2 separate regions of the Homo sapiens genome follow, and region 1 is linked to region 2. Evidence: read pairs that join two places in POLR2A ChIA-PET (ENCODE). Cell type or tissue: A673. All regions are shown on one strand. Each heading gives the region's core, and the rest is flanking DNA. Links, peaks and the distances in the headings are about the cores only.

What was found. Peaks named below come from ENCODE experiments on the same cell type or tissue, not always from the same donor. Only the 100,000 strongest peaks of a DNase experiment are listed, where the experiment ranks them.
Region 1: POLR2A ChIA-PET joins it to region 2 with 15 read pairs; 10 of 35 experiments call an interaction of 5 or more read pairs at or near these places.

Annotation. Positions count from the first base shown.
Region 1 is chr2:54,655,672-54,661,055 of GRCh38, reverse strand. It overlaps SPTBN1 (spectrin beta, non-erythrocytic 1), which reads right to left. Exons shown (of 36, transcript NM_003128.3): 29 at 5,058-5,142; 30 at 3,010-3,206; 31 at 1,790-1,902; 32 at 1,057-1,120. Among named protein-coding and RNA genes, the nearest start is that of SPTBN1-AS2, 22 kb to the left of the region's middle. In A673, for the core only: CTCF peaks have their summits at 3,093 and 3,295 (motif pointing left); no DNase peak of the experiment used is centred there; H3K27ac peaks cover 912 bases.
Region 2 is chr2:54,713,763-54,719,146 of GRCh38, reverse strand. No RefSeq gene overlaps it. Among named protein-coding and RNA genes, the nearest start is that of EML6, 7.2 kb to the left of the region's middle. In A673, for the core only: no CTCF peak of the experiment used is centred there; no DNase peak of the experiment used is centred there.

The sequences.
Region 1 (5,384 bases), core at 78-5,077, 58 kb after region 2:
CCAGGGGGCATGCGAGCGCTCCCAGGCACGGTCCACCAAGTGCAACGTTCAAGTAATCAGGATGAACCACAATGGCTTCTGTTCCATTTGTTTGAAAAATTAAAACAGTTTGACACCCTGAAGTCATCGGCTGAATGGAGAGGCATGGAAGTCTGTGAGGCAAGCTTCTAAAACATGCTGAGAACGGCTGTCACCTGCCGCGTCCCACGTGCCAGCAGCACTGACAGGGAGCGAGACAGAGGTGGCGGCAGCAGTCAGCGGGCACTTTACTCCTGAGGCTGGCTGCAACATCTGTGCAAGGAAGCCTACAGTTTTCAATTCAGGACTTGGCAGAAAAAAAGAGAGGAACTAGTTTGTAAAAAGTAATAAATGACCCAAGGGTCTCAAAATGTATGAGATTGTGTGCCTAAAATTAAAATAGCTTCCAGAATATATCTGACTCCCTTTTTTGTCATCTTCAATAAATGAATGCATCTTTCATGGAATGTTACACAGCTGACTTTAGGTTTTAATCTTATTACAGAATGTCTCCCTCCTCATACACCAGTCTTCCTAGTTAATAGTAAACTACTATAGGTTAATAACATCTGTAAAGGCGGCTACATATAGCACAGTACTGTGCCCTGTTAGAATAACTGAATGTGTCATACCTGTTAGATTCTAGTTTTCTTCTTCATTATGCTGTAATCTCATTTAATTTCATTTCAATTACTCATGTAAGGGTTTCGCTGTAAAATCTTAATAAAGTAAAAAGCTCACAATAAATAAACAAAAAATAAGTATGCTGCTTTAAGGCAAGTGGGCATCCATCAGTTAAGAGACTCAAACATGAATTAAATGCAAACAAATATGAAACCAAGGAAGGCTATGAATTAAGTAAAAATTTTAACATTTTGGGTGAAGTGGAAGCCAAAAAGTCAAAACCCAGAGGATTTGGAAAGGGTGATTCTTGACAAATGGTAGTGAACTTCACAGTCCAGACCATGGCTGGTCACTGGCTGTCCGTCTGCTATTAAAGTTTTTGTAGTTTTGGTAGGTTTGAGAGCGGTAACTAACCCGTGGAGATCCCTGTTCAGCTGGCAAACCGTTTTGGGAAACTTGTTCTCCTTTTGAAGTATCCCTGTTAGGGAAGAGGGGAAAAGGAGGAAGGGAAAGGAAGAAGAGGAGAAAGAGGAAACAGTAAGAAAGGGTGGGAGAACATCATCACTCAATTTTATTACGTGCAACCTTTTCACATAATTTAATTCTTTTTAAATCTGAAACTTCCAAGTGTTTTAAATAGACTCTAGACAGAAAAATACGACTACAGGAATGCCCTATGCCCCGCTCCACCACATAAAGGCAGCATTAGAGGTTGCCATGGAACTCTTACCATAGCAAAATAATTAGCCCTTTGGAAGTAGAGAATAATTGCTGCCCTCTGTGTGAAGTTACTTAGAACTCTCAAAAAACGCATCACCACAAAATCACTGGCCTAAAATCTGGGCAGTTCACTCCATGCATTTAATCATATGGAAGTTCTGAGCATCCTGTGTGTGTGCACACAGGATGAGAAAGGGCACTGTCTACATTCTACTTCTGCCACCTACATACCTATGTGACTGTGGACAAATCAGTGCCCTCCAAGGTTATTTAGGGATAACTGTACAGCCTTTAAACAGTCTATGGAAGCAATCAGTAGGCAGGGCATGTGGTTAGGCCTAGCAATGCAAGGCTTCAGAAAGATGCCCCATAAACCTCATTGGCCACCGAGGCTAAGGGTCCAGCCTCTGGAGCTGCTGGGACTCACCACTGCTGCTGGGACTCGGCTTCCTCTGAAACCTTCGTGCTCGGCTCGGGAGAAGGCGGCCGCCTCTTCCTCTCCTCTTCCTCTTGCTGTCTGCGCACTTCCAGTAACTCCAACTAAGAGAAAATAGAGTGATGTTTGGTAGAGTCCCAAACTCTGCCTCTTTTCAGAAAAAGGTTCTAGGAACCCAGGAAGTCCTCCTGTCTAGTTTGCTAAACTGGACCACACTGGACAAGAAGCTCTAACATCCTGAGCCAAATGGAATTAGGTTCACAGGAACTGCAGCTACAACCTAAAACTACAGGAAATAGTCTATTCCATGGGCTGGCAAAATTCCTGTGAGTTGTTTGTAGGACCCCTGGGAGCTTGGGTTTAATTTCTAAAGTAACTATGCAACTCTCAACTCTGCTGAGGAGAAAAGTACCTGAGCCTGAGGGTTCATGCTGGACTCCCCAGGAGAGCTCAGACAAACACCAGGGACAGAGCTGCAATAATTCTCAAGGAAGCCGCTTGTGCTGTGGTGGGGATCTGTGTTCAGCCAAAACCCAAACAACACATTAAAAAGCCACAGAATAGTCTAACTGAAACAAAGCCATTTCATGAGTCATATGGATGTACCAGAAGTACTCTGTTTTAACACAAATGTATGCAGGTACATTTTAAACACCCAGAACTGGAAACCAGAAACACCATTTTTGTACACTGCAAAGGATCAGCTTTCTACCAGGAATGCAAAAGTCTTGGGAGAGGAAACACCAGTGCACAAATCCTATTCTAAGGCCTTTATGTTGACAGAAGAGGGGATCAGGACTGGGGACTTAACAACAGGCTAGGATTAAGCTTCCATTTGATGGGAATTCTAATTCTGAAATTCTGAAGAAAATTTTGAGGCCATGCCCCCTTGAGAACAAAGCTTTTATGAGATAGGGGAGAATGAAAGATTCGAAGAAAAAAGCAAACACCACCAATCAACCCCCAGGCAGGAAGCTACTATAAGGGATCATAAATCCAGGTGCCCAGGATGTGACTGAGGAGGTAACAGTCCTGACCCTCTCCCTAGGTCCTGCTCCACAGGAGCCACCCATTTTAAGATGATCTTCACTACTTGAAAAAAACCCAAAAAACAAAAACAAGCAATCGTGTGAATTCCCTGGTCTAAGAGGCAAGCAGGAAGAAAAGGCTGCCCAGGGCACCAACAGACAAAGGGCCCAGCGGCCACTTACTGTAGTCAGCCTTTCCAGGGCAGAGAACCTCTCATCCCAGGTTGCTGCAGACTTTTCAAATGCCTCGTGGCGCTTGATGAGCTTCTCCACCTCGTCCACGCTCTGGCCTATCTCTCGGCTGGATAGGTACGGCTCCTGTCCAAGCAGCCAGGCCTCGGCCACACTGGCGTCTCTTGAGAACTGATGGACCTCCAGAACTGCACAGGGTACCATGAGTTAGTACACGTTGACCAGGAGGTGCCGGGCAGTCATATGGCCTTACCTCTTGGCACTGCTGCCCTCTGGTGATGGCTACCTGCATAACCAGTCTATCGTCTACTCTAAATTAGCCCTGTCCAATGTAAATGTAATGTGAGCCACACTTGCAACTTTGACTTTTCCAGTAGCCACATTAAAAAGAGTAAAAATAAATAGGTGAAATTAACTTTAATAGTGTATTTCACATAATATGTATAAAATTATTACAACATGTAATCAATATGAAAAAAACTATTGAGATCTGTTACAATCTTTTTTCTTCTAAATCTAAATCTGATGTGCATTTTACGGCACACATTCACTGCCCATCTCAATTTGAGACATTTCAAGTTCTCAAGAGCCACACGTGGGAAAGCAGCTATCATACTGCTCAGCGCAGGTCTACAGTGAACGCTCTGTTCACTCGGCCCCACTTCATGAGCTAAGCCTTCAGAGACCTGCAGGAATTCACAATCTACACGTAGCCAGATGGGCAGGCATTCTTAACTCGCCCTCTTTTGGGCGGTAGTTGTGTGTTTTATTTTGGGGGGTTTAGAGGGAGGGAAGGATATGGGAACACTACAGATGGTGGGGACCAAGGCTTTTGCTCTGTTTCATTCTGTTCTTCCACCTGTGAGGAAATGGAACACTAGTTCCAACATAGTTATGAGAAGGTAGGTTAGAACCAGGCTTTCTGCTATAGTTAACACTGATTTTCACTTCATTTCATGCAGCAAAGCCTGGGATCATTGAGGTAAAAAATGGACTGTGGGCAGCGTTGGTGTCCCAAGGAGCTGGCTAGCTATCTGCTTTCAGCACCTCGGTAGCCCCCAACATGACTACATGAAGAAGATGCCACCTCTGCACTAGGGACTTACTGGCTTTTCAAGGCAGGGACTGTGCATATCACTGTGTCCCTGGTGTACAAGCTGGTGCCCGGTTCAGTGTGTAATGTGGGTTTTGCTGAGCTGAATGAAACTGCCCCACAATTCTCAAAACATACAGACCAAATCCTCCTGCAAAGAATGGTCAAAAAGTGGGATTTCTGAGGGCTCTGGGCCCAACAGAGTGTGCCGTCAAACCTCTCAGAAAAGGCCCTTGCATTTGGTTTCTAGTAAACCCCCATAACATGCATAGATGGAGTTAGAACATAAGGACAGAGCCCAGAACTCCAACAGAGAATGGCAAAGCATGGTAAGCAATGCTAGAATTGCGCTGTTAGTGCTCATACCAATTATGAAATGCTATTCCTAATACTGTACATTATAAACCCTGTATTAGCTCACATATTCCCTTATAAAATGAGAATTAAAAATAGAATCTAATTCACAGGGTCACTTTGGGGAATAAACACAGAAATACATTAAAAAACCACTTAGAACAATGCCTCATTCACAGCAAAATTTTAATAGATGTTAGTTTTTATTATGTTATCAACATTCCACTAAGAGCACCAAATATGACTTAATGAGATCAACTTTCCAACTTGATTCTGTAGTAAGAATTCTTGAAGACAAATGGGGGAGAGGGCTTCTATCTGTATTCTCCCAGGGAGGTGCCCTCTGTCATCCCTAAAGAACATCCAAATCCCACCTATGACACTGAGATCAATCAAGAGGTGAAAAATGACTACGCCATAGGAAGCTTCTTAAAAGTAGTATTTACCATGAAATGGTGAAACGGGGCACTAAAAAGGCATCTACAACTCGAACAATCTTTAAATGATAACATTAATGAATTAAAGCAAGAAAATAAACGTGCATGTTTTCCATTGATACCCAAAAGAGCAGAAAGATAAACTACATCCTTACTCAGTCTTAACCATTCCCATCGGTCTTCCCACTTGTCGATCATTTCTTTCCTCTTTTCCGTCAACTGCAGTAATTTTTCCTTGATCTGTATGAAAAAGAGGATCCCCGGGACATCTTAATGGAATGCACCACATCCTCTTGATGGGGTCATTTTATACTAGAAAAATACATTTTCTGCAAAGACCACCATTAAGCTGGGAGATATCTAAGGACTGCTCAGTCTGTCTGAGGACTGGGAGAGGAAAGAAAAGCATAGCACTGCTCCTTCCAGAAGGGGCTGGAGGAAGGCGCGGAAGCCCTGCCAAAGCTGTTTTGTCGTGAGGAGGC
Region 2 (5,384 bases), core at 159-5,158:
AACATGAATTTAAGATATCAGTGACATGGTTTGGCTGTGACCCCACCCAAATCTCATCTTGAATTGTAACTCCCACAATTCTGATGTGTTGTGGGAGAAACCTGGTGGGAGGTGGTTGAATGATGGGGGTAGGTCTTTCCTGCACTGTTCTCGTGATAGTGAATGAGTCTCACGAGATCTGATGGTTTTAAAAACAGAAGTTCCCTGCACAAGCTCTCTTTGCCTGCCACCATCCATGTAAGATGTGACTTGCTCCTCCTTGCCTCGTCTCAGAAAAAGAAAAGAAAATCATAAGGAGGAAAAGATATATTTACTATTCATTAAGTGGAAGTGGATCATTATAAAGGTCTTCATCCTCAACGTCTTCACGTTGAGTAGGCTGAGGAGGAGGTGGAAGAGGAGTTGATGTTGCTAACTCAGGAGTGGCAGAGGCAGAATGAAACTCCTCATATAAAGTGGACCCACACAGTTCAAACTTGTGTTGTTCAAGGATCGACTGTATACTGAAATAATCCGATGAAAGGGTGTTCCTATAAGCTAAAAAAAAAATCATCCCACAGATTATTTACCTTTAAATGAAGAGATCTGGAGGACACTATCTCAGCTTTTCAAACTTAGTGTCGTTAGTGGCAGAACAACTTGCTCCTCCTGCCTCCTGATGTGATGAGTATAAAATGCTGCATAAAACATTTTTACCAAATAATATCTAACCCAAGTCTAATTAAGCCTTGAGACCTAACTTTCAGTTTATAGAAAAAATGGCATAGATGAATGAGTTAATTGAAATCACAAGAAAACAATCAGGTAAAGCCAGAAGGTAGGACAGTATATAACACAAATGACCTAGCCTCATCAAAAGGTAAATGTAATAACAACAACTAAAAAACTAAAAAGCAAGGGATTATTCTTGCTTTAGTAAAAGAGACTAAAGAGATGTAACAACGAAAAACACTGTGTGAATCCTGATCGGATCCTGCTGGTTTTGTTTTGTTTTTCCCCCACATTTTAAATAGAATGTGGGGAAAAACAGTGGTTAGGGAAGTTTGAATGCAGAATGCATACTAGAGGATATTAAGGAATTGCTGTTTTTATTTTTAGGAAAATCTTATGAAACACATCCTGAAGTATTTAGTAGTAAAATATTGTTTGCAGCTTATTTCTAGCTAATTCAGGAAGAAATGTGGATGGAAATAGAGAAATATATACATACACATGCAGACATACACATACATGAGACAAAGCAAATATGGAAAATATCAGCAATTGCTGAATCTAGATGTTTTTCTACTTGTTTTAATTTTTGAAATAAAAAATTGGGAAAATTTATTTCAGGGATCTAGGTAGAAACAAAAATCGAGGATGTGTGTGGAAATCAGGCTGGTCTCAGTTTTCTACACTGCAACTTGCAATGCTGCCAGAAAAAATGGAGCAGTGTCTGTAAGTTCTGAGAGGAACAAAGTGTAACATCAGAATTATAACTAGCTAAATTACGTATAAAGGCAACAGGCAGATATTCTGAAATATTAAAGAAATTCTATAGCACTGTGACAGTTATGATGAAGGTTAATGGCAAATGACTAAAGATCTCAAACCATTAAAGAAGGTAGAAGTTTCTCTCTCACATAAAAAGTGTGGAGATAGGCAGTTGAGGTCTTGTACAGCAGCTTCAAGAAATTGTCCGATCCTCAGAATCCTCCCTCCTGTCTTGCTACATCCAGCACACGTCTTTCACCTCATGATCTAAGACGATAGAACAAACTTTAGTGGTTATATTTGCATTCCTGCTAACAGAAAGGAGAAATCAAGATGGGCATATCCTCTCCCTTTAAGAATATTTTCTGTAAGTCTCATACAACATTTTTGCTTTTATCCCATTGGCCAGAATTTAGTAACCAAGTGTGTCTAGCTGCAAGGGAGGCTAGGATTGTACAGTATATTCCTGGGTGCAGGGGAAAGTTTGTACGTTTAAAATTACAAGGCTTTTTATTTATTTTTTGTTTGTTTTTTGAGACAGGGTCTCACTCTGTCACTGAGGCTGCAGTGCAGTGATGCAATCACAGTTCACTGCAGTAGTCCAGCCTGGGCGACAGAGTGAGACTCTGCCTCAAAAAAATAAAAATAAATTAAAAGCCTGTCAGATTGATGGACACAGTTAGGACATATGAGTGTAGCTGTTTAACCACAATTTCTTCTGTATGAAACCAACCAATTATTTGGAACTAGAACTTGTAGCCTTGACCTCATTGGTATCACACTTTAGATACCATTAAACTAATAAAAATTGACAGTAGTATATAACCAGTTATCAACAAATGGGGTTAGAGTCCACATTTTTAAGTAAAAGACTTAAAAATAAAAATAGCACGAGAAGATGCTAAACATAATTACCCAACACAGAAATGCAAATCAAAACCACAAGATACCACTTCACACCCACTAGAATAAGTATAATCAAAAAGACAGTAACAAGTGTTGGAGAGGAAGTAGAGAAATTTGAACCCTCATACACTGCTTATGAGGATAAATTATATCTCAGTAAGATGGAGCTGCTTTGGAAAGCAATCTGGCAGTTCCTCAAAAAGTTAAATATAGAGTTACCATATGACCCAACAGTTCCACTTCTAGGTACATACCCAAGACAGAGAATAACATACATCCACACAAAAACTTGTTAATGAATGTTCATAGCAGCATTACTTATAATAGCCAAAAAGTGGAAATAATCCAAATATCCATCAATTTGTGAATGAATACATAAAATGTGTTTACATAATGGAAAATTATTTTCCAATGAAAAGAAGTGAACTAATACAAGCTACAACATAGACCTTAAAAATATTATTTTATTTTTAAAATAAAAAATTTTATGTGGTGTGTGGTCAACATGGTGAAACCCCATCTCTATTAAATATACAAAAATTAGCCAGACATGGTGGTGGGCGCCTGTAGTCCCAGCTACTTGGGAGGTTGAGGTAGGAGAATCACTTGAACCCAGGAGGCGGGGGTTGCAGTAAGCCGAGATCGTGCCACTGCATTCCAGCCTGGGCGACAGAGCAAGACTCCATCTCAAAAAAAAAAAAAAAAAAAAAAAAAAAATTCTGGGTGAAAGAAGCCAGTCACAAAAGACGCATATTGTGTGATTCCATTTTCAGACGGAGTGTCCAGAATAGACAAATATAAACAGACAGAAAGTAGATTCGTGGTTGCCTATAGCTGGAGGTGGGTAGGCGGGGAAATGGGAATGACTGCTAATGGTTATGGGGTTTTGGAGGGCAGGCATGATAAAAATGTTCTAAAATTAGATGGTAATGATGGTTGCACAATTCTGAATATACTAAAGAGCACCATTTTAAGTAGGTGAAATGTATGCTATCTAAATTATATCTCAACAAAGCTATTAAAAATGAAAACAAAGTTGGACTCGTTTTACTTCGTTGTGACGTGGATTTCCTGCATATTATATGTACCAATCATTTGTCTGTTCAGTTTCTTAAATGGCAGTTATTTTTAGAGCAGAAATGATTTCTTATTCATAAAGGAAGTGATTGATTTTTCAATTAAAATTCAGCATTTTTGTCTATCATCCAGAACTTATTCTATGTTTAGCATGTTTACAGGAATAATTAACATCTTAGATAAACTATACAAGTCACATTAGAAGATATAAAATGCTAGGGCTAAAGGGAATGGGCAATTATCAGTCATTTGGGGAGGAAAAAAAATTTCTAAAGTTTCCCATCCCCCTCCCATCTTTTTTCAAACTTTTTAAATAAAGGATAAAGAGTTTCTGTCTATTGAGCTGTGGAAGGCAGTACAGTCTAAGAGAATATCAAATCAACGAAAAGTTTTTATGATTTATTTTACTGAAGATGGGGTTCCTCTTTATTCTCTGTACAATAAAGATAACATAAAAGAACCGGGTCAGACAAGTGAGAAAAAGCCTCTTTAATCCCTGTGTGAAAAGGACCTATTCTAAAAAGCATGCCTAGATACCCAGAGAGAGTCTGGTCTTTCAAATGTAACTAGCTAGAACTCTACATAAAGTCTAGATTGCCTGAAGACCAACTTGCAACGTACAGACATTTGAAACTTCACATCACTTAAAATTTCTTAATCCAGACATTAACGCTGATAACAATTCTTTTTTTCCTCCTGATAATATGTCAGTCATAGTGTACCTTTTTAATAAAGCCCCTATTGAAACGCTAGCCTCAAAGAAAAAATGTGAAAAGTCAGTCATATAGCTAATAATGCATGCTATACTTTCAACACAGTTCAATGTTTTGGATCTCTTATAATAGGGGTAACATCTAGTTGTTAGATCTGGACCACCGTATCTGGCATCATTATATATTCTTCCCAAGTGGGCCCTATACACTAATTTATTTGCCTTCTCTAAAATCCATACCAAGAAATACCCTATTTGCATTATTACATTTTTTGACAATTTATGATAATCTCTTCCAGATATATTAAATTTCCTATTATACTAAGTTGCACTACATTTCCCCCAGTTTTAAATCTTTTCTTAGATATTAAGTTTTTCCAGTGTTTGCTAGTAAGAGCAATGAGAGCTTCCTATAGAAGGTATTAATTTGTGTTTCAAAATTTTAAAGATGTGCAACAATCTCACTGCTAGGTAGGTTTCTAAAATAATAATTTAATAATTATTATTACTAGGCGGGATGCAGTGGCTCACACTTGTAATCTCAGCACTTTGGGAGGCCGAAGCAGGTGGACTGCCTGAGGCCAGGAGTTCAAGACCAGCCTGGGCAACATGGCAAAACCCTGTCTCTATTAAAAATACAAAAATTAGCCAGGTGTGGTGGTGTGCACCTGTAGTTCCAGCTACTTGGGAGGCTGAGGCATGAGAATTTCTTGATCCCAGAAGGCAGAGGATGCAGTAAGCCGAGATCACACCACTGCACTCAAGCCTGGGCAACAGAGTGAGATTCTATCTTAAAAACAATTATTATTACTAATAATAATTATTAATAATTGTGTGTTACCTTCAGGTATACATTCTAGAATACTGTTGAAGTTTATACTAAAGAGGAAACTATAGTAATCTTCACCTAAGAATCAGGATTCTAGAGCTGGAAGGTATTTTAGAGATACTTTAATTCTACTAAAGGAGGCTCAGGTGATTGCCAAGGATAAGGAGTCCATAACAACTTTATTGAGTGTTTATATATTCAGAGCAATAATACTTGAGTATTGGTGTGGGGAGGGATTAATATAATACACTGAAAGCATCCTGGAATAGTCCAACGGGGCAATCCTTTCAGTTCAGAAGACAGGACTCTGGAGCCAGACTACTCAAATTGTCATCCTTACTTTGCCACTTAGTGGCCTTTTGGCCTTGGACAAGTTACCTAAACCTC